Linked DNA regions of Homo sapiens: region 1 is linked to region 2. Evidence: chromatin loops called from intact Hi-C (ENCODE). Cell type or tissue: B cell. All regions are shown on one strand. Links, peaks and the distances in the headings refer to the core of each region. The heading gives the core; the rest is flanking DNA.

Region 1 (12,874 bases), core at 2,946-10,945, 53 kb after region 2:
TTCATGGATGAAATGAATTTTCTGTTCATGAGCACATGGTGTTAGCATTGAAAAATACTTGGGGAAACCTCTTTTTTCATAGCCAAAAGCTCACTAGTTCTAAGTGTCACGGTTAGGAGGGCTGTTACATGCCAGTTGAAATTGGGGAAGTGGCATAGTTTTGCTGTTTTGGGCCACTTGGGAAGTTGATGTTGAGGGACACCACAGTGTGTAAGGTGTGTTTCTCAGTTGCAGGCTGCTGAAGATGCAGATTGATGAGGATTCTACCATTCCTCCTCCTGATCCTGTTACTTGATTCGTGTATTGGATTTGGTCTTTGGTCTGAGTGTTTTAACAGCAGCCTTTTTAGCATTTTGTGGATGATAATGAATTTTCTATTCTGGAGGAAGACTGCTCTTTGGGAACAGAACAAAATAATTTACCTTAATAGGAGGGAGAGAGGGACTTTGAGAAAATGTCTGGCTGTTCATGGTAGTTGGAATAGTATAATATTACTTCTGCAAGGTACCTAGGCTGCTGAAGGAAAAGTTCCTTTGTATGTATCAAGTTCCTGGTTTATCCAAGCTTGTGAGGGCCAAGCTGTGCACAAGGCAGCATATAGTTTTGTAAATAGCACATTTAAATAGTCAGAGGACTTGGATTCTAGGCTCGGCTCCAACACTGGAGACCTACAGCAGATAGGGTCTGCCTTGCTGACTTTCCTGGGCTGCTCTAGGCTGCAGCATTAGCGATTGTCAATGCTTATTTTAAATCGCATTTCTGCTCCTTAGTACTCACTTTCAGCTCTTCAACAAAGCTATACCAAAGCTGTCAAAGCTATGAAAGCCATTAATTTGTGCAGCATTATTTGATGGGTTTTAGTTCTAGGTTACCCCCTTCCTCCTAATGGGGCTGAAGTACAGTCAGTGCCCCTGCTCTGCAAATGTAGTTAGAAAAAGCCAGTGCTCTAAGCCATCTGCAAACTGAATGATGGCAAACTGACTGTCATCAGTACATTATGTTAGCACTGAAAAAATACTGGGAAACCTGTGTCTTTCATAACCAAAGGCTCACTGGTTCTAAATGTACCTGATAGTGTGTCTCATTCAAAAGCCTTTCCCTCTTCCTTCTGCTCTTTTTTTCTGTGCTTTGGTATTGTGTAAGTGATTTGGCCAATTTACCTAATTTCTTGGTAGTTCATTAGAATTTGAAGAATATTGCCTGTTTTTACTGGTTATTGGTTTTCTGTGACCCTGGGAAACCATAATGCACATAGTGGTGTAGATATGAGACTTTCTTGTCACAGCTTTGTAGTATCCACTGAAAGTTTTTATGTCTCCCTTAAATTATCTCTGCTTTCAAAAATAGACATTCAAAAGCTACTGATAGGCAAGGTTTCAATTCCAGTTATAATGGAGTAAGCACACTCCATCTTTCTTTCACACTGAATGCAGCCAAAAAACACTGGGCAGAATATATGGATCAGCTATTTGAGGAATCAAAAGCAAATGATAGTGGGCAGATGGAGGAAGGAAACCAAAATGCAAGGTATGAAAGACCCAGTCCAGAGTTTCCTGTTTCATTTTGTTCTTTTCTTTTCTTTTTTCCATTCACATTTCCTGCCTGATTTCAAAGGCAGTGCACATCCCAGAATTGCACTCTGGGTGCAGACAGAGCTCCAAGGGAATCCCTCTCTTTCTGGCCAAAGGAAAGGAAGGGAAGCCACACCAGGACAGAGAGTGGAAGAAAGCCTACCAATTTCCAAGCTAACCCTGTTAACATTTAATATGTTACATTCTAGACTTTTTCTGCACATAGTGTTTGTAAAACAGTTATAATTATACCAAACATTGTGTTTCCTGTTTTTTTCTCTTAATAGAGGAATATGCTTACAATCTAGACTTACTATACAGTCACTGTAAACTTATTTTTAAATAATTTGGTAAACAGCTGTAGGCTGGTTCAGGGCTTCTCAAATCTTAATGTGCATTTAAATTACCTTAGATTCTGGTTCACTGGTCTACCTTGGGACCTGAGAATGCATTTACAGCAGGCACCCCATCTTGCCAATACTGTCCCTAGAAAGACCAGGTTTTGAATAGTTATTTAACAGTTCCCATTTAGGTTGTTTCCAGTTTTTTGCTTTCTTTTTTAGAGACAGGGTCTCACTTTGTTGCCCAGGCTGAAGTGCAGCGGTATGATTGTAGCTCACTGTAGCCTTGAACTCCTAGGCTCAAAGGATCCTCCCACCTTAGCCTTCCAAGTAGCTGGGACTACAGGCACATGCCACCACATCCAGCTTACTTTTACATTTTTTGTACAGACAGTCTCGCCATGTTGCCCAGGCTGGTCCCAAACTCCTGGCTTCAAGCGACCCTCCCAAAGTGCTGAGATTACAGAAATGAGCCATCACGCCCAGCCTGTTGCTTTTGTGATTAGTGTTACAGTGGGATATTTTTGCACATAGAACTTTTCTTCATATTTGGTATTATTTCTTTGAGGTAGACTCCTAGAAGCAATGTGACTGGGTCAGAAGTTATGACTGTTTAAATTGCTGGTAAACTATTGGTGATTATTTTCTCAGAAGATTTTGCCAGTGATAATAAATATATTCTTCCCAAATTGTAGATGAGGAAATCGAGGCTTAGAATGGTTCAGCTGTATAAGGTCACACAGCAAATCATTCGAAGAGCTGTGATTTTACCCGCAGATATCTGTTTCGTGGCCTGCTCTTCCCCTGCACTACTTTGGAGACAGCCACTGCTTCCCCCCATCCCCTCCATTTAAACAAGCCTCGCCGTCCTTGTGCTTGCCTCACCATTAGCTCACTCTTTTTTCTTTTAAGCTTTGCTAATTCAACATGGGAAAATGAGCTCCTGTTATGTTCATTTTTATTTATATTTGTTTGACAGAATTTATGCCTCTATGTGGTCACATCCCTTGTCCTTTGATAAGTTTTGTTTCCTAAGTTGGTCTTATTTTACTTGATTTCTCTGTGCTATGTAAACAATATAGATATTAACTTGTTTCTGCTGCAACTGTTTTGTAATTTGTCTTGTATTTTGTTTGCTTTTTTTAAACATAATTTAAATTTTTCTTTCTCTTTTTCTATTTCTCACTAAGCTTAAAGAGGTTTTCCCTTTGCAGAAGTTTGATAAACATAGGAAGATATTTTGAAAAGGAAGCTTAGGGTCTCTAAGGGTACCTGTAAGAAATACAGCATTAAATTTTTGCCTTTTTCCTCAGTGCCAGGTTTACTTCATAATTTCTCCTTTCTGCCCAAACACATTGTTTCACCACAAAGATTTTCTTGCTCAAATGAGAGGACAAAGTATGGGTGATGCTGCCTTGAGAATATGATTTATCATTTTTAAAACACAGAGGGAATTTTAGAAAAGCATTATGAAATAATGTAAAATGAAGAAATACCCAAGCTTTTTTGCCATAATTTTCTTCTACATTTTATCCATTGTTATAACAGAACTGGACCAAACTTTTAATTTGAAACTTTAAAAAAAATTATAATGTTTATGCAGGCATGCAATTTGAAAACTAAAATGGTTCTACACAACTCGATGTGAAAAAACAGTAGTCTCCTGGTCCTGACCCCAACAGCGCCTTTTCCTATTCTCCTTCAACTCTTTTAGCTGAACCTTGTGGTATTTAACTCTTTGTCATTCACTCTTTTTTTTAGATTTTTTAATGTGTTTACTTTTGTGTCTCCACGTGACATGAGATATTGTTACTCTGTAATTTTTGAATATAGGCATTCACCGTTACTGACTTCTGCTGTAGAAGGCAAAGCTTTAGTGTCCGTCTGTGACTCCTCCTTCATGATCCCTACCCTCCGACCCCATCTCCACTACACACGTTCAAGTTTCCTATCCTGTCTTTGCTGTGCAGTTCTTTGTCCTTCGTTTAGCTCAATATGCAGTGCTTACATTATTACAGTTCTGTAAATGCTATTCATGGCCAAGTCATGTCGTTTCCTAGAATTACTTTCCTTCTCTGCACAACATTTTGTTTCCTGTAGAGTTAGTAATTGCCTTGGTTTTTTGCTTTAGTAGTTTTCTTTGCACTTACTCACCCCCAAGTTATGAAACTCCTCTCAATACAGCCAGAGGCATTGGGTATTCTGTTGGGCTCATCTCCATGATGACATCCCTCCAGAGCATTCTGGCTGTTTGCTTTCCAGCCCAAACTTGTGAGCTACTGTGAAGTCCTTCATCTCTCCTTTTTTGGCATCGTAGTGAGTCCCATTTCTTCTTTTCTCCATGTTTACTCCCTTGTTTTGGAGACTGTACCCTCTGTGATTCCTGGAAAAGAGTATATAAGCGGTAAATATTTTTAAATCGTGTATATATGAAAAAGGCTTTAATTTATCCTTAGTTTATCCTTCAGTTTATGCTTAGTAGTAATATGGCTGGGTACAGAATTCTAAGTGGGAAATCATTTTCCCACAAAATCTAAAGGCATTTTCTCAAAGCTTTCTGTTTTTCAGTGTGGCTTTTGAAAAGTCTTATTCTAATGATCCTTCATGTAAAGCTTGTTTTTAATCTCTGGAGGCTTTAGAGTCTCTTCTTAGTCCCCAGATTCTAAAATCCCATGATGCTGAGTCTTGATATGTAGATCTGTTTTCTTCCATTATGTTGAGCATTCAGTGATCTCTTTGGATTTGGAAATTTATATCCTCTGTGTGGTGTGCTCCATCTGCCATTCTTTTTTTTTTTTTTTTTTAATTTCTCACACTTCACTGATGTATCATCCTTCCATCCTTAATCAGAAGTCTTGATAATTTTTTAAAAGGAAATTATAATAAAACATGTTGCCCAAAGCTAGATTCTTATAAGTTAAATATTGAAATCATGGTAATTAAATTGGACAACCAGAATTTAATTAAATTGGATCATGGTAATTAAATTAGACAACCAGAATTTAAAAGAGTACTAACAAGCATAAAATATAGACAGTTACACATTTTACTTGACCGAGCAAATAAAGGTTGTAATGAATGAGTTGTTCAAGCTATTTATTACTCCGGTGTCCAGCCCAGACTTGTATCATAGACAGGTAAATTAATTTATAATCTGGAAAATTATTCAATGTTACCTACATAATTTGAGAAGATTAAAGGCACATCCCTTGTTTCAACATGATCCCTGAACATCCACATACCAAAAATATTCATATATTTGACTACCCAAACCTTCAGCTGCTTTAGCCAAGTGTAGTAGGACAGTTGTCTTCTAGGCCAACCATGATAAAAATACATCTTTAAATTTTTCCTAGACTACAGATTTAAATTTTATTTTTCCCAAATGATAGTTATACTAAAGCAATTATTCAGTCAGTCAGATAGAAGTACTGTTTCTCTGTCATTGTAATTTTTGAAAAACTGGGGAAACATCTACTGACACGTGCTTTAAAAAGTGCTAACTGTGAAAAGTCCTGAAGCCACGTGATTCATTTGTAGGACCATCCCACCCCCCCGCCCCAAGGGCTACTCTTGGAATGGTAAACACTGAGTGGGCAAACTTCCTGGTGGGGATTTTATGTTTCTTAATATAAGCTTAATTCTGGATATGAATAGTAATCTTCGCACATTTTCATGTGGGCTCGTAATGAATCTTCTTTTTCTTCTTTTCTTTTTTTCTGCCAGCTTTTCGGAGACTGGGAAGCCCAACTGCGAAGAATAATGAAGCTCATTGCTGGAGGTGGCTTGTCTATCACTGGCTCTCACAACATGTGTGGGGACTATCTGTACAGCGGCCACACGGTCATGCTAACACTTACCTACTTATTTATCAAAGAGTGTAAGTCTAAAAGACTTCCATTGTAATTTCCTCACCTGCCATTTCTCATGAACTCTGGTCCTCTGGTAAAGCTCATTTTCTGGAAAATCTGCTGAAGCAAGACTGGAGGCTTCAGGAGGCTTGCAGCTTCATCTCATCGCCATGCAACTGGCACCCAGGGAAATATGTGGAAGGACAGAACTGGTCTTCCTGAGGACGAGGTGTCCTGGAGTGTCATCTGTAGTACTGGGGTGGAGGCAGTTCCAAGCACAGCCTGCAGGGTGTGTTATGAGCCAGTTATACAGCTGCTGTAAGGAGCCAGATGGAAATCTCAAAGGGACACAGAAATCCAGTATCAAGCCTGATTGGGTGATGGTAGATTATGTGTTGATGCAGCAACTATTTTTTCAGCACTTGGCACTATGCTACATGCCTGAGGGTACAGTGATGGGTCAGACTCATCCCTGTCCTCAACAAGGCCATGGGCTCAGGGCTGAGGCAGATACTAAATGGGAAATTTCCCTTAAGAAACGTACTTAAAATATTTTATTGTGAAATCACAAAATAATATTATAAATACCGCATACATGGCTCAGATTTAATATATATTAGCATTTTGTCATATTTAATTCAGATAACCCTTTTAGAAAGGAAATGAAATGTTAATATATGATTAAAACCTTTTCATTCCTTTCCTATATCATTTCCATCCATTTTTTTGGACTTGTGTATTATTGTTTTGTGGTTTTTTAAATTTATATACATAAATGGCATACTGCCATTTATATTCTTCTGCCACTATTTACCCTCAAATTATGTTTTTGAGATATGAGATTTTGGTCCATTCACTTTAATTGCTATTAATATTACAGTGCTAGAAATGAACTACACATATTTATTCATTTCTCTACTTATGGAAAATTTTATTATGCTCAATATCACATTGTTAGAAACAGTCTGATAAGCATTATACAGGGGGGTTTCCATGAAGAGCAATGAGTAGAACCAGGCTGCTGTGGTATCACAGAGGAGGGAGATGCTTTGCCTTCTGGAGGTGTCTTGGGAGCATGTGGTACTCTCTGGAAGTTTAAGTGGGTGGAATTCAGAGTAGGGGTAATAATAAGAATGGACAGGTAAGTGGGAACCAGATCACAGGGGGTGCTTAAGCCACAAGAAGAGGGTCTGAACTCTCAGCTGATGTAGATCGGGTGCCCATTGAGGGGTTGTAACCAGTGGGGCAGTGTCATTTGTCTTTGAAGAGAGAAAAATCACTCTTGCAGCAGCTTGCAGGATGGACTGGATGGGGGACCAAACTGGAGACCGGGAGAAAAGTTAGGAGATTGCTGCAGTAACAAAGGAAACTAGCCTGATGGCATCAGGGATGGAGAGAAGTGACAGACACTTTAAGACATTAATAAAGAGAGTCAGCAGATAACAGGATGGATTATGGGGTAGAGAAAACAGGTAGTGGACTGGGTCGAAACCTAGTTTTGTTCTTGAAAAACTAAGATAAGGAAATACAGGAAGGGAAGAGAGATGCACTTCAGGGCACTGAGATAGAAAAGGGAGAATAGATGTTCCAGTGCTTATACTTAGTACGTGAGCAGATATAGTGAGTTCTAGCAAGATCTGTTCAGAATTGTCAGGGCATAATCTAGCCTTTGGACTGGAATGTAACTGGATGTGGACAGTAGGAATCACATAGGCCAGATGTCAGCACCCCTGGGGGAGGGATTCCTGGCTCCTGCTGCCTGATACCTGAAATTCTTTAACGGGGTCAAGGCTTATCCATCTTGACAATAAGGCAATGTGTCATATTGAGAGGCAGAGGCGTTGGTACTATCACTTACTAGCTCTATGACCCTGGGAAGAAACTTTAACCTAAGTCTTAGTTTCCTCATGTTTAGAATGAGATATTCACATCTGCTTCATCGGGTGGGAAAAAGTTTATGAACATTAAAATTAGATGGCATATATGGATACTAATAGAGTCACACAGAGACTGAATGGTAGCTGTTTCTTGTTTTTGTATTGTCAAGGTATCAAATACAAATATTACTAGAATATTCCTACCCTAACTGCTCCATTTAAAATTGCAAACTGCCCTTCACTCCCTATACTTCTGATCCCCCTTATCCAGCTCAACTTTATTATTTTTCCACAGCCTTTAACACCTAACATAATGTGTAAATTATTTATTATAAGTATTGTCTCTTATCTCTCTTCCCCACTAGGAAGGGATCTTCCCACAAAGGCAGCCTCCTTGCCTTTTTTATTCATTGATCCAGGTATCTAGAGCATTGCCTGTCCCTGGCATGTAAGAGGCTCAATGAATATTGGTTGAATGAATGACTGGTTCTTGGACCCATTGAGAATCCAATAAAAGTCTGAACCTGTCATGCTGGTGTAGAGAGTATAGATCATATTCAAACAACATTTTGCCTAACACTGCAGAGCCTCTGAATCCCACAATTGAGAATCCAAGGTAGAAAGGCCTGCACTAATAGAAATTTTGATGTTTTTCTCAGGTAATTTCCCAAATGGGGATACAGACAAGTATTTATCTGACACCATTCGACCTTTGAGAAGGCACTTGAACTAGAATTCCCAGGCGTCTGGATGCTTTTCTGCTTGTATTTGAGAAATGAAAATCTCAAAGACTTTCAGATTAGTGTATGGTTGCAGAACTTGGAAAGCAGTACAGTTAAATCAGTTATGACTGCTTAGTCCTTGTATTAGGCTCTGTGGGCCAAAAGGTATTGATTTTTGTGTAGAGCATCAACCCCAAATTAGCTAGAGGTAAATTTAAATGTCAATGGACAGTTTTTAAAAACGAAACATGATGCATTAACCTGTCCTTATTTGATTAGCCTCATCTTTTAAACTCTATTTATGATTGTATGAATCAAGTAAGAACCAAATATGAATTACTATCACTAGTATAATCACATCATAAAAAGCTGTTTCTGTTCTAACCTTGGTTACAGATAAATGACAGCCCTTAGATTCACTAGATCTGTTTTCAGAAGGGAAGACTCAAGGTAATTGGATTCAGAAGCATTAGTAGAGGCATAGTTGGGTGCCCTTAATGTCATTTGAATAATGGGACTATTGCAAATCTCTCCCCCTTTCAGATTCCCCTCGGCGACTCTGGTGGTATCACTGGATTTGCTGGCTTCTCAGCGTAGTTGGAATCTTCTGTATTCTCTTAGCGCATGACCACTACACTGTGGACGTGGTGGTGGCATATTACATCACCACGAGACTCTTCTGGTGGTATCACACTATGGCCAATCAGCAAGTGAGTTTCCCCGCTTTTGATTTTAGCTTCTGTTGTTTCTGGCTTGATGTTGCTGGCTTGGACAGGGTGCAAAGAACCTGTGGATGTCTGAAGTTTCTCTTTCTTAAGTAGTAATCAACTAAGATTGTATTGTTTTTTTGTGACATTGATTCTCTTCAGAATTAAGAATAAAAAGTTTATTAATATAATGATGTGAGGAATTACTTCCTTCTAGAATAAGGAACGCACTTTCATTGTCCTTGAAAAATGAAAAATATTTTCTAAGCTTGTGTCCCTCCTTGCTTGATTTGCTTTCCTATCCTCTTCTCCCTACCCGGGGCACATCACAAGCTTAATATTTAACATTTAATTAAGTGTTAACATTTTTAGCATAGAAGAGGAATACCTAAAAAGCTAACTGAGGTGTTTATTTATAAGCAAGAGATGAGTGAGCCATAAGTTCTCCTTGCCCTCCCAGAATTGGCGTTGTTTTTCTACTGGGATGTGGCTCAGTTTGTAGATGAATGTGGAGTGTAGAATGGTGATGAGAGAGAGAAGCTGGGATATGTGGGTGGACACGCAGGGCAGGTATGGAGTCCTTTGGGAATTTTAGCGTGGCAAGTATTTGAACTTAAAGTGAAAGATTGTAAGAAATGTGTTTATGTTTCTTTGTTATCCTAGGTGCTAAAGGAAGCTTCCCAGATGAACCTCCTGGCCAGGGTGTGGTGGTACAGGCCATTTCAGTACTTTGAAAAGAATGTCCAAGGAATTGTACCTCGATCTTACCATTGGCCTTTCCCCTGGCCAGTAGTCCACCTCAGTAGGCAAGTTAAATACAGCCGGCTGGTGAATGACACATAACAGCTGTACAAAGTGGGGAAAAGACAAATTGTCCGAAGTGCTAAGAACTCCATGAGAGAAGATGCCATAAAATAAACACCTCCCTAATCCTATTATCTTTCAATGGTTACCTTGACTTAACCTATTGAGTTACCTGGTCAGCACTGTGATCTTTTTTTCTCTCCAAAGGACCTGCGTTGGACAACAATAAAGAAAAATTTAACCTATCATGCACTGTACACATTTCCTGTTCATAAGTTTGGGATTTACATAACCCGCAACCACCATGTTCCTTTGTATATGATGCAGCAGCATAAATGTAAGCTTTTATATCATAAGTTCTGGTCTTTCCAGTCACATCTGGAAATAAAGCGTATTATTTTCTTGGGAAAACATACTTTTCATATCTCTTGCCCCAAAGATTGGGCTGTAAGCCATTTTCTAGCAAATGTCTCTATGAAGGTTTCTAAGTACCTGAATGGGGTTTGATTCTGAAATCTTTCTACCTGTTGCACCGATATTCAAATAAAAATGATAGACACAGAAAGGTTTGGTAACTTTGGGTTTTGTAAAATCAGCAAAGGCAGTGTTTCAAAAAGTGCAAAAAAAAAGATTCTGTTATAAAGTGATTTTCTAAGTATTTCCTAACTTTATTTTTCAAAATGATGTTATGAACACCAAATTTAAAGATTTTTAACATGTCAGAGAGAAGAGAGTTAAAATTTAAAAATGCATCTTGGGAGAGAAATTTGTCTATGTTTCTAGTGCCTTTCTTGTCTTGATTGTATGGTCAGTAGGCAATCTTAAATGTTTTTATTTAAAATAAAGTATTCCTTGAAAATATAAATATATGTATACACTACTAAATTTTGCATTTATAGCTAAATTGAATCAGAAGACTGCTTATGGTTTTAAAATTGCAATGACTTAAATAATGAGGTTGTTAATTAGAGTCAGAGCCTGTTCACATATTGTGATCAGGTAGCAATGACATGTACCACTTAAATTATTTTATCGTCGATTTGGTAGTTCAATTTTAACTACTCAATGAAAACAGCCATGAATATCTTTTCTTAAAGAGAGTTTTGAAAATGATCACTTACCTAAAACTTGAAAGCTATGAATTAGTTATCCATACTCTCATGACAATTTTGTTGGTGAACAACAAAAAAGAGATCTATTTCTTTAAAAGATATTTGTGCAGAAACTGCATGTAACTCTAAGTTTTACTCCTAACATACATATGTTTGGGGAAGTATTCTATTCTATACTTGCCAATGTGGAGAACAAAATAGTTTTTTAAGAATGAAGAAGTATATATATCCATTCTGTATTTTACGTGCAGCAGAATTATCTTCCGTAGGATTTTTTTGTGTATTCACAAGGTGATATTTGTATTGTAAAACAATAATGGTGAAGGAAATAAAAAGGCTTTTAAAATTTTGTTTGTTTTAAATCTTTGTAAAGTTATTATTCCAGAGAGTATACTGGTATCTTACAGCTTACCTAGATCATAAATTAATCAAAATGCACTTTTTAATAAAAACTGATACTTAAAATAAATGGCTGTTATTTCTACTGTGTTCACATTCTTCACAGAAGTCATAAATGGAGCCATTAAAGCAAGATAGAAAATCAGTTTCAGAATTTCTTCATGGAGTGTTTCTGCTTGACATGGGACTTTTAATAATTATCTGGATTTTTTTCCTTGGGATTCCTTAAAATATATTCTAATCTTTAGTAAATTCTAGAGAGTTTTTTAATATATAAAAAGAGTCACATGTAAGTTAAATTCAAACTTTAGAACAATGTTTACTAACATTTTGAATTCTCTAATTCTCAACCAAATTGTTTTTTTTCCTATATCTGGCAGTAATATAGCTTCTCCAGTGTAGATGGAAAGGAAAAGTAAATCCAAAGTGAGAAATAGAGTAATAGTACTATGATAAACCAGTGGTAATGGAAAATAACTATTTAAAAAGAATAAAAGGTTATTATTATTTCTGATGTGGTGACTAAAGGAAAATGTCAACAGTGGAGATGTGTCTTTGATAAAGGATGTGTTAAGGAGGCTAGAAATGTAAAACCAGAGGCCAGGTGTGGTGGCTCACGCCTGTAATTCCGGCACTTTGGGAAGCCGAGGTGGGCTGATCACTTGAACCCAGGAGATTAAGACCAGCCTGATCAATATGAAACCCAGTTTCTACAAAAAATACAAAAATTAACCTGGCACGGTGATACATGCCTGTGGTCCCAGCCTCTCAGGAGACAGGTGGGAGGAGCGCTTGAGGCCGGGAGACAGAGGCTGCAGTGAGCCATGACCGTGCCACTGCACTCCAGCCCCAGCAAAAGAGTGAAACTCTATCTCCGAAAAAAAAAAAAAAGGAAATTAGAACCAGTAAAACTTTTCCTGTGTGGGGCTTTAAACTTGTGTATCAGACAGGGGAAATGTGGTGGCCTCTTTAGGCAAATAGAGCCAAACCCTTGGATAGGTCTTTATTTAACTGTTATAGCCTTTCACTAACTTTGACTATCAGCTGCTGCCATATTGAAGGGAAAGTAAATTGAGTAAGTGGAAATGATATATTGGCACTTGCTAAAAATAGGATTTTTTCCCTAAAAAACTAGAAATCATTATATAAAAATTTGTTATGAGTTTACATGCCACATATGTATCAAGAAATCCACTGCTGATTGTTCTTCATGGCTGACTACACTGATTCATGAATTGACATATCTTCTGGGTCTCTAGTGTGCAAATCCCAGGAAGGACAAGGAGAAAGCTCATTGTATTCTAGAGTATCATTGTACACTTGGTAAGGATTGCCTGTATAAGGACATGTGCTTTCTCAATGTCTTTTTTTTTTTTTTTTTGGCTCACTTAAGTTAGACATTTTACATGTATTAGTTAACCCTCACACATCCACAAAGTGTAATTATTATTGCCATTTTACAGATAGACCAACCAAAGTGACTCAGATAT
Region 2 (12,874 bases), core at 1,565-9,564:
CTGGGTGCAGTGGCTCACGCCTGTAATCCCAACACTTTGGGAGGCCAAGGAGGGCAGATCACCTGAGGTCAGGAGTTCAAGACCAGCCTGGCCAGCATGGTGAAACCCTGTCTCTACAAAAATACAAAAATTAGCTGGGCATGATGGCAGGTGCCAGTAATCCCAGCTACTCGGGAGGCTGAGTCAGGAGAATTGATTGAACCCGAGAGGCAGGGGTTGCAGTAAGCCAAGATCGCACCATTGCACTCCAGCCTGGGTGACAGATCGAGACTCCGGCTCAAAAAGTAAAAAATAAAAAATAAAAAAATTAGTATAAAGCAAGAATAAATATTTGTAGTGATGGTTTTGAGATTAGTCCTTCTAGAAAACAACATGCTGTTTAATTTTTAAGCTTTTGTATTTCTTTGAAGTGTCCTAGATATGGTCTTGTATGACTGCAAGATAGCTTAGATATGCAGTATGTTTGCATGAAAAACTATGGAAACAACTAATTGTAGAGTCACTAAATGCACATTAAAATCACATGGATATAGAGGAGAGCACATCAGTTGATGGCTCAGAAAACAGGGGTTCTAGTTCTTGCAATTCCATTACATAGTTTTGTCACTTGGTCCCAGGACATCTATTGGAAGCTATCTCTAAGATGCTGTATAACTTGAGAAGGGCACTGGGATGAGTGTGTAATTTCACAGACTTTGCGTTGCCCCCTGGTGGTATTTTACCTTAGTCCAAAACTAGAGCTGTGGTCACTTTACAACCTGATCCTGTGATCCAGTGGTGACCTACTTCATGGATAAGGATTATCCTCTAGGGAGCCAAACTTTGGTGCTTTTAACCAGCAGTTAGTTAATAGAGAAGCTCAGTGAAAGTGGGACCTGGAAGTTTGGGAAATTAGCACATCTTAGTTAGAAGCAAGAAGTCACAGTCAGCGGTGAGTGGAAAGGATGTAATGAATTGATTGATGGATATTTGTTTTCAAAGAATTAACGTAATTGCTGTCAGGAAAAGAAAACCTTAATGCATTAAGGGTAGGGACTGGTGTGGAGATCTAGGTAGAGATCTACATGTGCTTTTCTTAAAATCTTTTGATTCTTTTTTTACCTCCAGGAGACCAGCAGAAGGAGACAGGGAGAACCATATATGGGAGCAAAGAACATGGTGGGCACGCAAGTGGTGCTGTCATGGCGAGGAATGCTCAAAGGATATACATTTAAGCGCCATGAATTTAGAATTTATCCCTTTGCATGTTCTCTAGTCTGAAAATAGTTTGATCTTTTGTAGCTATCTAAATAAGTATTAGAAATTTATTTTGGGAGGTAGACTTGAACTTGATTTCTCCTATCTGGGCCTGTGAGTTGTTGCTAATTTTGAAACTTGATGTTAGTCCCTAGGGTTGTGTTCCTTAAATTAGGCTTTTTACCTCAGTCACTCCAATTTATTTTTATAAGCATACTTTGGTAGACTTTTTCTCAGTGAAATGGAAAACCATTGGTTACCCAGCTAATGAGAATTTATAATCCTCAGTGGACTGCAAAACTTAACTTCATTCTGACTGGCATGAGATGGTATCTCATTATGGTTTTGGTTTGCATTTCTCCAATGATCAGTGATGTTGAGCTTTTTTTCATATGTTTATTGGCTGCATAGATATCTTCTTTTGAGAAGTGTCTGTTCATATCCTTTGCCCACTTTTTTAAAAATTATACTTCAAGATCTGGGTTACATGTGCAGAACGTGCAGTTTTGTTACATAGGTATGTATACACATGTCATGGTGGTTTGCTGCACCCATCAACCCATCACCTACATTAGATATTTCTCCTAATGTTATCCCTCCCCTAGCCCCCCACCCTCCAACAGGCTCCGGTGTGTGATGTTCCCCTCCCTGTGTCCATGTGTTCTCATTGTTCAACTCTCACTTATGAGTGAGAACACATGGTGTTTAGTTTTCTGATCTTCTGATAGTTTGCTGAGAATGATCGTTTCCAGCTTTATCCATGTCCCTGCAAAGGACATGAACTCATCCTTTTTTATGGCTGCATAGTTTGCCATGGTGTATATGTGCCACATTTTCTTAATGTAGTCTATCATTGTTGGACATTTGGGTTGGTTCCAAGTCTTTGCTATTGTGAATAGTGCCACAATAAACATACGTGTGCATGTGTCTTTATCGTAGAATGATTTATAATCCTTTGGGTATATGCCCAGTAATGGGATTGCTGGGTCAAATGGCATTTCTAGTTCTAGATCCTTGAGGAATCACCACACTGTGTTCCACAATGGTTGAACTAATTTACACTTCCACCAACAGTGTAAAAGCGTTTATATTTTTCCACAACCTCTCCAGCATCTATTGTTTTCTGACTTTTTAATGATCGCCACTCTAACTGCTTTGCCCACTTTTTGATGGGATTTTTTTTTCTTATAAATTTGTTTAAGTTCCTTGTAGATTCTGGATATTAGACCTTTGTCAGATGGGTAGATTGCAAAAATTTTCTCCCATTCTGTAGGTTGCCTGTTCACTCTGATGATAGTTTCTTTTGCTGTGGAGAAACTCTTTAGTTTAATCAGATCCCATTCATCAATTTTGGCTTTTATTGCAGTTGCTTTTCACCATTTGACCCAACATATTACTTACACCTTTTGACCCAACATATTACTTACACCATTTGACCCAGCATATTTTACCATTTGACCCAGTATATTACTGGGTATATACCCAAAGGAATATAAATCATTCTAGTATAAAGACACATGCACACATGTTTATTGCAGTACCATTTACAATAGCAAAGACATGGAACCAACCCAAATGCCCATCAATGATAGACTGGATAAAGAAAATGTAGTACATATATACCATGGAATACTATGCAGCCATAATAAGGAATTAGATCATGTCTTTGCAGGGACGTGGATGAAGCTGGAAGTAATCGTCCTCAGCAAACTAACACAGGAACAGAAAACCAAATACCTCATCTTCTCACTCATAAGTGGGAGTCGAACAAGGAGAACACATGGACACAGGGAGGGGAACAACACACAGCGGGGCCTGTCGGGGGTATGGGGGCAAGAGGAGAGAGAGCATTAGGACAAATAACAAATGCATGTGGTACTTAAAACCTAGATGATGGGTTAATAGGTACCGCAGACCACCATGGCACATGTATACTTACGTAACAAACCTGCATGCTCTGCACGTGTATCTTGTAACTTAAAGTAAAATAAAATTTTAAAAAAAACTTCAGTATAGTTAGTTTTTAGAATATGTTATATTAATCAAGAAATTGTGTTCTTTTCTTTCAGCCTATCAATTTGTTACCAACACTAGAAAGTCTCCAACTTAAAAACCAAAAACATACTTTAAATTAGTTGCTTTTTTTTTTTTTTTTTTTTTTTGGTGAGATGGAGTCTCACTCCGTCGCCCAGGCTGGAGTGCAGTAGCACGACCTCGGCTCACTGCAATCTCCACCTCCCGGGTTCAAGAGATTCTCAACGTCCTGAGTAGCTGGGACTACATGCTCCACCATGCCTGGCTAATTTTTGTATTTTTAGTAGAAATGGGGTTTCGCCATGTTGGCCAGGCTGGTCTTGAGCTCCTGACCTCAGGTGATCTGCCTGCCTTGGCCTCCTAAAGTGCTGGGATTACAGGTGTGAGCCACCATGCTCAGCCTAGTTGCTTTTGATTATCTTTGTTAGGCGTGGTGACTGGGTGCCCCAGTCAGCCTTCCAAAGTCCTCAGGTTATTTATAGTGGCCATGCTTCTGAGTAAAAATCGTCAGCACATATCTGATCAAGAATTTGTAACTACTACTGGGTAGCAGAAACATGCTAAGAGAGAAGTCATTTAGAAACTGAAATATTGCATCCTCTAGGACATTTTGATGGTGTATGAGAGAAGGGAAAAATATGTTTGAAATCTGAATTGCCTTAGAAAAGCTGGAGGGAACGATTATTTTACATAACATGTATGTAAAGTTTATGGTGTTATTGTTCTCATCACTTCTTTAGTGTTAAGGAGGCACTATTGCCCATTACAAGGTTGTGATTGGAAGTACAATCAAAACTCTACTTTTGGATATCAGGAACATTGTCCTTGTGCTTTAGGTCCTCAGTAGCTCTTCTGGTTAGGGACAAAAGTCCTAATAAGGAAGGTCAAGGATGGAGACTAGCCCTTCTGGTTGGGGTGAGATGGAGGGAAGTACAACCAGAAAGTGAAAAGCAGGATGGGGCTGGAGCATTCTTCAAGATCTTCTTATCCTTTTTAAAAAAATTAATTAGTGTGGAATGGTAATAACAGAAAGTGTACTTTCAGCCATTGTTTTTGGACATTTGATGAACTTTCAGTCTGCCAACTCATGTCTCCTTTAGTTCTGATAATTTTTTTAAATTTTCTCTTTTTAGATTTAAAATATTTCTAAATCTTTGTTTGTTTTTTTCTTGGATTTTCTTGAACTCCTGCTATTCAGATCTTGGGCTTCTAGATTGCTTTTTTATTATTCTCTTCTCTCAATTTTCCATCTTTCATTTTGTTTCACATCTGAAATTTTTTTTCAACTTTTTCTATTGTTCCTATTGAATTGTTCATATTGACTAGGAATTTACAGGAGCTCTCTTTTTAAAATTCTCTCTCCTTTTTGTGGTACCATCTTGTTCTTTTTTGATACCTTATGTCTTTGAAAATGTTAGTAATAGTTTTTCATAGTCTGTTTTCCAAGTTCTTTTAGTTTGTTTGTTTTTTATCTTCATCTCTGGCTTTTATATTTATTAGAGAGTTTCTTCAGATACCTGGTGATTTTTTTTCATATTTTAAAGTAGGCACAAATAAAACTGTTTGGAAACTCTTTGCATGAGGTGAGCTTGTTTATATGGTTTCAGTGTAAGATGATCAGTATCCTTAAGTCTTTTTTCTTAAAATCTTGGGTATTTCTAGAAAAAAATTCATCTGATCATTAACCTGCAAGTTATTCTGGGTGCCTAAGAAGGTAAAAGGCAAGGGCAGATCCTACTTAATCTTTTTGCAACTTTCACTTTGTCCCTTGTTTTTAGTCAGATACCACTGCTTTCAACTGTGTTTAATGTCCACTACTCTAGAAACTCTCCATGTCTCTTTTCCAGAGGATAAACTTCAGTATTCTATGGTGTGGGGAAGAGGCAGTTGCTCAGCTGTACAAAGTGAGAATCTAGAGAAACTTATTAAGTGGTCTTTTAACTCCACTTTCACACCATTTCCAAGGTACTTGATGCCACCAATTCCTCATACTTTTAAGGCTAGAGGAAATATTTAGTGTTATGTAAATCAGAATGCTTCTTTCCCCTTTGCTGGCTTAGGGCTCCTTGTTTTGGGCCTGCCAGATCCGTCACCACTGATTCATGTGCTTCCCAACTTCCGAAATCGTGTCCCTGTTTTCTCCTCTTCTGTTCTCTTCTCTTCTGTTCTCTTCGACTGTTTTGATTTCTTGTCCCTTTTTTTAAAAAAGAAAATCTTTTTACTACCATTTCAGAGGAGTTTTTGGAGACAGTGAGATAGAATGTATATGTCCAGTGAAATACCTTTTTGGAAATCTGATTCATCTTTCAATTAACTGGATTCAGTTTTTTATTTCCCTTTTCACCCCCCAAAAAAGATGTGGGTGCTAGATTGTTGAGATCCTTGGGGCTTGACAAAATTTGTCAGTTGTCTTTATATTTATATACTTTATTTTTTTGCTGATTTCACTTCCTCTTTTGATCTGCTTTTAACATGTTGCTCTCTCTTCTTTCCTCCTGAAGTATCAGTGGGTCACAGGCCAGAGGAGAGAACCTAGGGTTTCTCCGTACCTTCTTTAAACACATCTATCTTTAAGAAAAAAATCATGTCTTGTTTTTACATTGTGGTTTCAATTCTTTATTTCATAGCCTCTTCAAACCTGTTTTATATGATCAAATTCATGGTTTGGTAAACTTCCTGTTTGTCACACCTGGCAAATCTCCCTCATGGTGGATCATTTCCTTGTGTGATTCATAATTTTCAATTATTTGCTCATCCTCAGCAAAGATTACTTTTTCCATGGGAGTCCTATGAACCATTGCTTTTTGAAGCGCCTTTAAGGAGCTATTTATATTTATTTTTCTTTTATATTTACCTTAATTTCTTGGCTTGGAAATTTCACACTACGCAGATAGTATAAATCTGGACTCTGTATCATTGTGTGTCAGTTTCATGGATCCAGTTTTTCTGGTCTTAGAGAGATTCTTGCTTTATTCAAGGTCTAAGTTTCAGTCCTCTGCCCTGGCTGGGATCTTAAGTCCCCAACCCCTAGCAGCTAGAGTCCAAGTCTGATATCCCTGTGGGATATAAGTGTTAACTTGTATCTTTTCTACTCTGAATTTGAGATTTTTCTTCTTTTGACACATGAGAAATTCTTTTTCTTTATTTTGAAACTGATTATGGTATTAAAATGTCAGCAGTTATATTTTATGTAGATTTTTATGTGCTTGATATATAAAGGAGATACGCATCACTGGGTCCATGTTCTGGAACCATAAGTCATCTCCTTTGCATTCTCATTTAATTAGGTATTCAGGAAACATCTATTAAGTGTGTACTATGCATTAGGCTCTAGAGATTCCAAAGCAAATGAAAGGACAAAGGAAGGTATAAGGTAGGAAGAATATTCCAGGCAGAAGGAACAACTTGCAAGGTATGAAATGACTGGTTTGTGTGGGAATCTACTGGAACACTTGAGTATGGATATGATACAGGCCCAGAGCTTGTAGGGCAAGGCTGAAAAATACAGGTAAATAAATAGGCCGTGTCATGGAAGGCCTTGGAGCTAAGTCAAGGCATCTGAACATCATCTTGAGAGCTGTGGGGAGCTTAAGCCTCAAGTGAAGAGATCAGATTATGAACTAGATCTCATGGTAGTGTGGCAGAGGGTTGCAGTTGAGCCAGGCTGGAGGCAGAAACTAAAGCAGAAGCAAATGGGAATAGGGAAAAGGGAACAGTTTGAGAGAGCCTTCAAGATAGGATCTCCAGGAATTCATGATTAGATATAATGAATGAGAGAGCAAGTGAAGTTGCAAGGGGCAATCCCGTGGGCCAGATTCAGCTTGCATGTTTTTTGTTTATTTTTGCCCCTTAAAAAATTGAACTTTAACTGCACTAGGTATGGCTTGCCCTATCCTGTTTGCCACAGTCCTGACGACTGCATATTCTCTGTGATCCAGGTTGATTTAATGTGCCTGGGTTCTGACGGGTATGTGAACTTGAGAGCCTGATGGAATGACTTCCTCGGGCAGCCTTTTTAGTTTATGCTTGCTTAATCCTGGGGGTATGAGGAGAGACAGGGATGAGGAGGGATCAAGGAGTGGTGGGGCAGGGTGACCTCGTTCGTCTGTTCTGACACTGGCTCTGCCACCTCCCCAACCTGCAGTTGCCACTCCTACCCCCATCGCCAGCTCTTGACTGATCACTGTTGGATTTTCTGTAGGAAAGGGAGGAAAAGAAGGATCAGAACTTTTTCTCCCATAGATGCTTTCAAAATCCCCTGCTGCTATGCCCCTACTAAATTCCATGTCAGTTTTCTGATCTTTCTTACTCCCCAGAAGAATGCAGGATTACTTTTACTTTATAGGTGAGTAGATAGAGGTAGTTTTAGTAAGCTGGGCACTGTGGGTATGCTTTAGAATATGGCATCAAAGATTCTTAAAAAGCAGAGGATAGTAAAGCACGGCCTCACCCTTTTCCTAAGCCATCTGGCTTTTTACAGTTTTAACTTACTTTTATGATGGATTCCAGGGCACATGCAATATTTTTATTCTAGCTAAATGAGGAGCAAATTAGAAGAATTTTAGCTCTCATTTTGAAAAAGATAGGAAGAAGGGAAAGGAAGTGAGTGTTGTGTGATAGAAATAGCCTGTGTTAGACTTTCCCAGGCTTCTCAGGGCAGATGAGATCAGTACTGTGTGCATCAGCTCATGTGAGAGCTAATGGAATTTGGAAACATTGATTAGGTCCTCCATTCTTGAGTACTGCTGGAGTGAATCCGTGTCCAAGTTCTACAGATTAACTAGGCAAATATTAAAATAGTCCTGCTGGTTCGGACTCAGAGGGGCAGTTAGTCAGTTGAGTGGGAGTAGATCATCTCCCGAGTTTTTGGTAATTAGTACTAAGAATGAAATCCCATGGGAAAAACAATAGTGATTAGTTATCAGTAGAGCTATTATATTAGTTTTTATTGTAATGACAACCTGCAGAGTTTTTTTTTAAAGGCTTTGCTGTTTTGCAGCAGCCTGGATGGATGGATATTGAAGGAAATCTAGATAATAGAACAATTGTAAAGCTAATAGCTTATTGTTTTCCCTCTGGAATGATGGGAAATATCTGAGACTGGAGTTGCTTTATGCACTTGGATTCAGATTTCAGCTTCATCTTTTTTGGTGGTTTGGCTTGTACGCCTGGACCATTATGTCTTGGGAATATGAAGAATTTGGGAACATAATTATACACAGAAAGCCAAGATTCCTATTATTTAGAGAAATCTGCAAGCTCATTTTATATTTTTTAAGAAAGCTAATGAAGGAAACACGTATTTTTAAATTTACAAAGCAGACTACATGTTCAAAAACATAGAGTATGTTTGGGGGAAAAAATCCTTTCCCCTTCTAAATGCAAGTAATATATGTTTATCAGAGAAATTAGAAAATACTGAAAAAAAAGTAAAGCAGAAATTTATTTCATAATTCTATTACCCAGAGGTAAGGGTTAAGAAGTTAACCCTTTTTTCCCTGTGGATATTTGTAATATGTGTTTACAAAAGTAATACATTTTGTTTGTAACCTGTTTATGTGACAAAGCTATAAATATGTATTACTATAGATATGGAAATACAGTACAGTCTGTGGCAGAGGCTTGGTATTCTGTTGTACAATATATTTAATCAATTTCTACTCTAGAGCTTTTAGATTCTTTTTCTAGTTTTTTTTTTTTTGCCATAATGAATGATTGTTTAGATTTCTTGATCACTAAATATTTACATATATTCTGTCACAAAATGACTCAATTGGAGGCTTGGGGAAGGGGAGGCAGAATTAGCTGATGTTGCTGGTGCCAGGACTCTCCATGAAATGTATAAAACAGTATTATATTTCATATCCTCAGTGAACAACTATAAACATGTCCATGGTATACAGTGGACATGGCTGATTTATTGTCATTGTGTCATATCTGTTTTGTCTCCCCAAATTCTCTCTTTTCTTCTACAACACTGAGGCTACTACGATGGAATGGGTCATTTTGGGAGAGGTGGGGAAAAGGGGGGAAACTATCAATTGCATAAGTTATAGGGCAGCTACTGAGAGAAATATATTTCAGATGTTGTGAAATCTAAGTATTAAACATTATTGAATAAACACAGTGTGGAGGAGACCAAAAGATGTCATTAAGTAAGGCTCTTCTAACAGCCTAAAGTCTACCAGCCAAAGTGGACAAAAAGGCAAAATACATACACTCCAGCAAGCCCTTCTTCTTGTATCTTAGCAAAGTAGGTCAGCACACACTTACTTAGTTCAAGGGGCCATTTCATAGGGGATGATTTTATTTGCTAACCAGAGTTGGACTGTGGAATTCTGAGCACAGCATGTAATAGCAATTTAAAATAAGGGACAATTTAAAGGTTAAGGCATCAAAAGTAATCTTCTAAAATTTTCTCAACAGTAGACTGAAATAAATGTGTAGGTCCTTCAGCTGAAACTATGTGGCTGTTACTTTAACCATTTTTGTTCTTCAAATCTATACCATTTTATGAACTCTTCTATTTAACTCTTCAAATGCTAAATAACAAATCTATACCTTATTAGATTTGTTTGGAGTAAAGCTATCCAAATTGAATTAGAGAATAATTGAACACCTATCTCATGAGTATTTCAGTGGGCTACATTGCCTTAAAAGATCTGTTAGGTTATTATTTACTTTTTTTGAGACAAAGTCTTGCTCTGTTGCTCAGGCTGGAGGCTGGAGTGCAGTGACAGGATCTCGGCTTACTGCAGCCTCTGCCTCCCAGGTTCTAGCAATTCTCATGCCTCAGCTTCCTGAGTATCTGGGATTGCAGGCATGAGCTACCACGCCCAGTTAAGTTTTGTATTTTTAGTAGACACAGGTTTTGCCCAGGCTGGTCTCAAACTCCTGGCCTTAAGTTATCCACCTGCCTCAGCCTCCCAAAATGTGTGAGCCACTGTACCTGTTCTGGTTATTATTTTATGGAAAGTTCCACAAGATGTAAAAACTTTTATCTGAACTTGAAGCTTTTACAAAGAGGCACTTGGTCTGTTTCATAATAAAATAATATCAATTCTTGATTTGTATTGCCCTTTAACAAGGTACCCCACAGGTAGTTTTGTGTTATAAAGTTTGAGCTAAATGCTACATGTCCGCAAGATTTTGATCTTCCTTTAAGTCAACTGTAAGCTTTCAGAGTAAAGTCATGTATATACTCCATGTTACTTTTGCTTTTGTTTTTATTATTAAATGTATTTATTTTTTGTTACATTTAAAAAAAATAGAGATGTTGTCTCACTGTGTTGCCTAGACTGGTCATGAACTCCTGGCCTCAAGAGATTCTCCCACCTTGGCCTCCCAAAGTTTTGCGATTACAGGCATGAACCACCATGTCCAGGTGCTTTTGTTTTTAGAGGTTTGATACGTGAAGCCAAAAGTTTGGTTCACTATAAGTCTAAGAGACTACGCATGTAGGACTTTCATCATTCTTTTGTCATTATCAGCATTTAGAAACATCTAGAATCCTGTAGTTTCTCAGTACTTTCTTCACTGATACGCCAGCTTGTTTGTTCAATCTTGAGTCCTTCATGCCTTAAAAAATCATAAAAATTAAATTATTAATTTCATGGCATTCATTTTAAAAGTCCATCGAATCGTCAAGGAAAGAATAAATTATATTCAGTATAATAATTTCTTACATTTTATGTATTATGTTTTCCAAAGCACTGTCAGGTACATGCAAATTCCCTTAACTAATAGAATAAGTGGATGGAATAAATTATTCCATACTAGGAAACTGAGACACTGGGGTTGGAGTACAGGTTAGTGCTAGAACAAGTGTTAGAATTCAGATTTTCTGAGCAATTGCCCCAGGTCTCGTTGCATTGCAGTATTTTGTGGTATTCTGATTCTTGAAAACTTATGTTCAGTGTGAAATTTGCATGGTAAATTGTTAACCCTGTCTTGTTTCTAGCGAGTGCCAGATGACAAGGTAGTATAATAGATTATTTGTGAATAAGGATAAAAAAAATTTATAAATGATTTATTTACTAATTTTGGTTAGTAATTTTTTTTTTCATTACCAGAATAATTGCTTTTACTTTTCTGTTTAAAGACCTGCTTGGCTTTGATAATTAACTGTACATCGTTTTTACCATGTCATGGCATATTGTCTGATGGTTTTTATAATATTAAAGGCTAAAATTGGAGCCAAATTGAATTTAGCACATTTCTTTTTTACTAAATTGAGGCTAAATATAAAATCCCGGTAAGCTTAGAATCTATAATGAACACGTGCTGTTTTTCTCTGCTTTTTTTTTTTTATTATACTTTAAGTTTTAGGGTACAGGTATACAATGTGCAGGTTTGTTACATATGTATACATGTGCCATGTTGGTGTGCTGCATGCTGCACCCATTAACTCGTCATTTAGCATTAGGTATATCTCCTAATGCTATCCCTCCCCACTCCCCCCACCCCACAATAGGCCCCGGTGTGTGGTGTTCCCCTTCCTGTGTCCATGTGATCTCATTGTTCAATTCCCACCTATGAGTGAGAACATGTGGTGTTTGGTTTTTTGTCCTTGTGACAGTTTGCTGAGAATGATGGTTCCAGCTTCATCCATGTCCCTACAAAGGACATGAACTCATCATTTTTTATTTTTTTATTTTTTATTTTTTTATTTTTTTAAGAGTTCCAGGCATTAGATTTATTGTTTTAAAATCTATATTCATTATATATGTGGGTGTATGGTTTTGATTTTTTATAATTTTTAAAACAGCTTTATTGAGATGTAATTAACATACAATAAATTTTTTTTTAATTTTTTTAGTATTTATTGATCATTCTTGGGTGTTTCTCGGAGAGGGGGATTTGGCAGGGTCATAGGACAATAGTGGAGGGAAGGTCAGCAGATAAACATGTGAACAAAGGTCTCTGGTTTTCCTAGGCAGAGGGCCCTGCCGCCTTCCGCCTTCCGCAGTGTTTGTGTCCCTGGGTACTTGAGATTAGGGAGTGGTGATGACTCTTAAGGAGTATGCTGCCTTCAAGCATCTGTTTAACAAAGCACATCTTGCACCGCCCTTAATCCATTTAACCCTTAGTGGACACAGCACATGTTTCAGAGAGCACAGGGTTGGGGGTAAGGTTTATAGATTAACAGCATCCCAAGGCAGAAGAATTTTTCTTAGTAGAGAACAAAATGGAGTCTCCTATGTCTACTTCTTTCTACACAGACAGAGTAACAATCTGATCTCTTTCTTTTCCCCACATTTCCCCCTTTTCTATTCGACAAAACTGCATCGTCATCATGGCCCGTTCTCAATGAGCTGTTGGGTACACCTCCCAGACGGGGTGGCTGCCGGGCGGAGGGGCTCCTCACTTCCCAGACGGGGCAGCTGCCGAGCGGAGGGGCTCCTCACTTCTCAGACGGGGCGGCCGGTCAGAGATGCTCCTTACCTCCCAGACAGGGTGGCGGCGGGGCAAAGACACTCCTCAGTTCCCAGACGGGGTCGCGGCTGGGCAGAGGCGCTCTTCACATCTCAGACAGGGCGGCGGGGCAGAGGCGCTCCCCACATCCTAGACGGGATGACGGCTGGGAAGAGGCGCTACTCACTTC

What was found. Peaks named below come from ENCODE experiments on the same cell type or tissue, not always from the same donor. Only the 100,000 strongest peaks of a DNase experiment are listed, where the experiment ranks them.
Region 1: a loop joins it to region 2, with 2.6 times the contacts of the local background. A loop is called at or near these places in 10 of 110 quality-filtered maps.

The regions. Positions count from the first base shown.
Region 1 is chr10:50,304,180-50,317,053 of GRCh38, reverse strand. SGMS1 (sphingomyelin synthase 1) reads left to right here. Exons shown (of 11, transcript NM_147156.4): 9 at 5,639-5,792; 10 at 8,906-9,072; 11 at 9,733-11,454. The coding sequence ends at 9,912. Among named protein-coding and RNA genes, the nearest start is that of ASAH2, 59 kb to the right of the region's middle. RefSeq lists an enhancer at 3,468-3,967. In B cell, for the core only: CTCF peaks have their summits at 5,831 and 6,034; a DNase peak (open chromatin) is centred at 6,043.
Region 2 is chr10:50,355,780-50,368,653 of GRCh38, reverse strand. All of the region lies in intron 6 of SGMS1 (sphingomyelin synthase 1), which reads left to right. Among named protein-coding and RNA genes, the nearest start is that of ASAH2, 110 kb to the right of the region's middle. RefSeq lists an enhancer at 5,693-5,762. In B cell, for the core only: no CTCF peak of the experiment used is centred there; DNase peaks (open chromatin) are centred at 5,833 and 6,563; H3K4me3 peaks cover 2,022 bases; H3K27ac peaks cover 3,794 bases.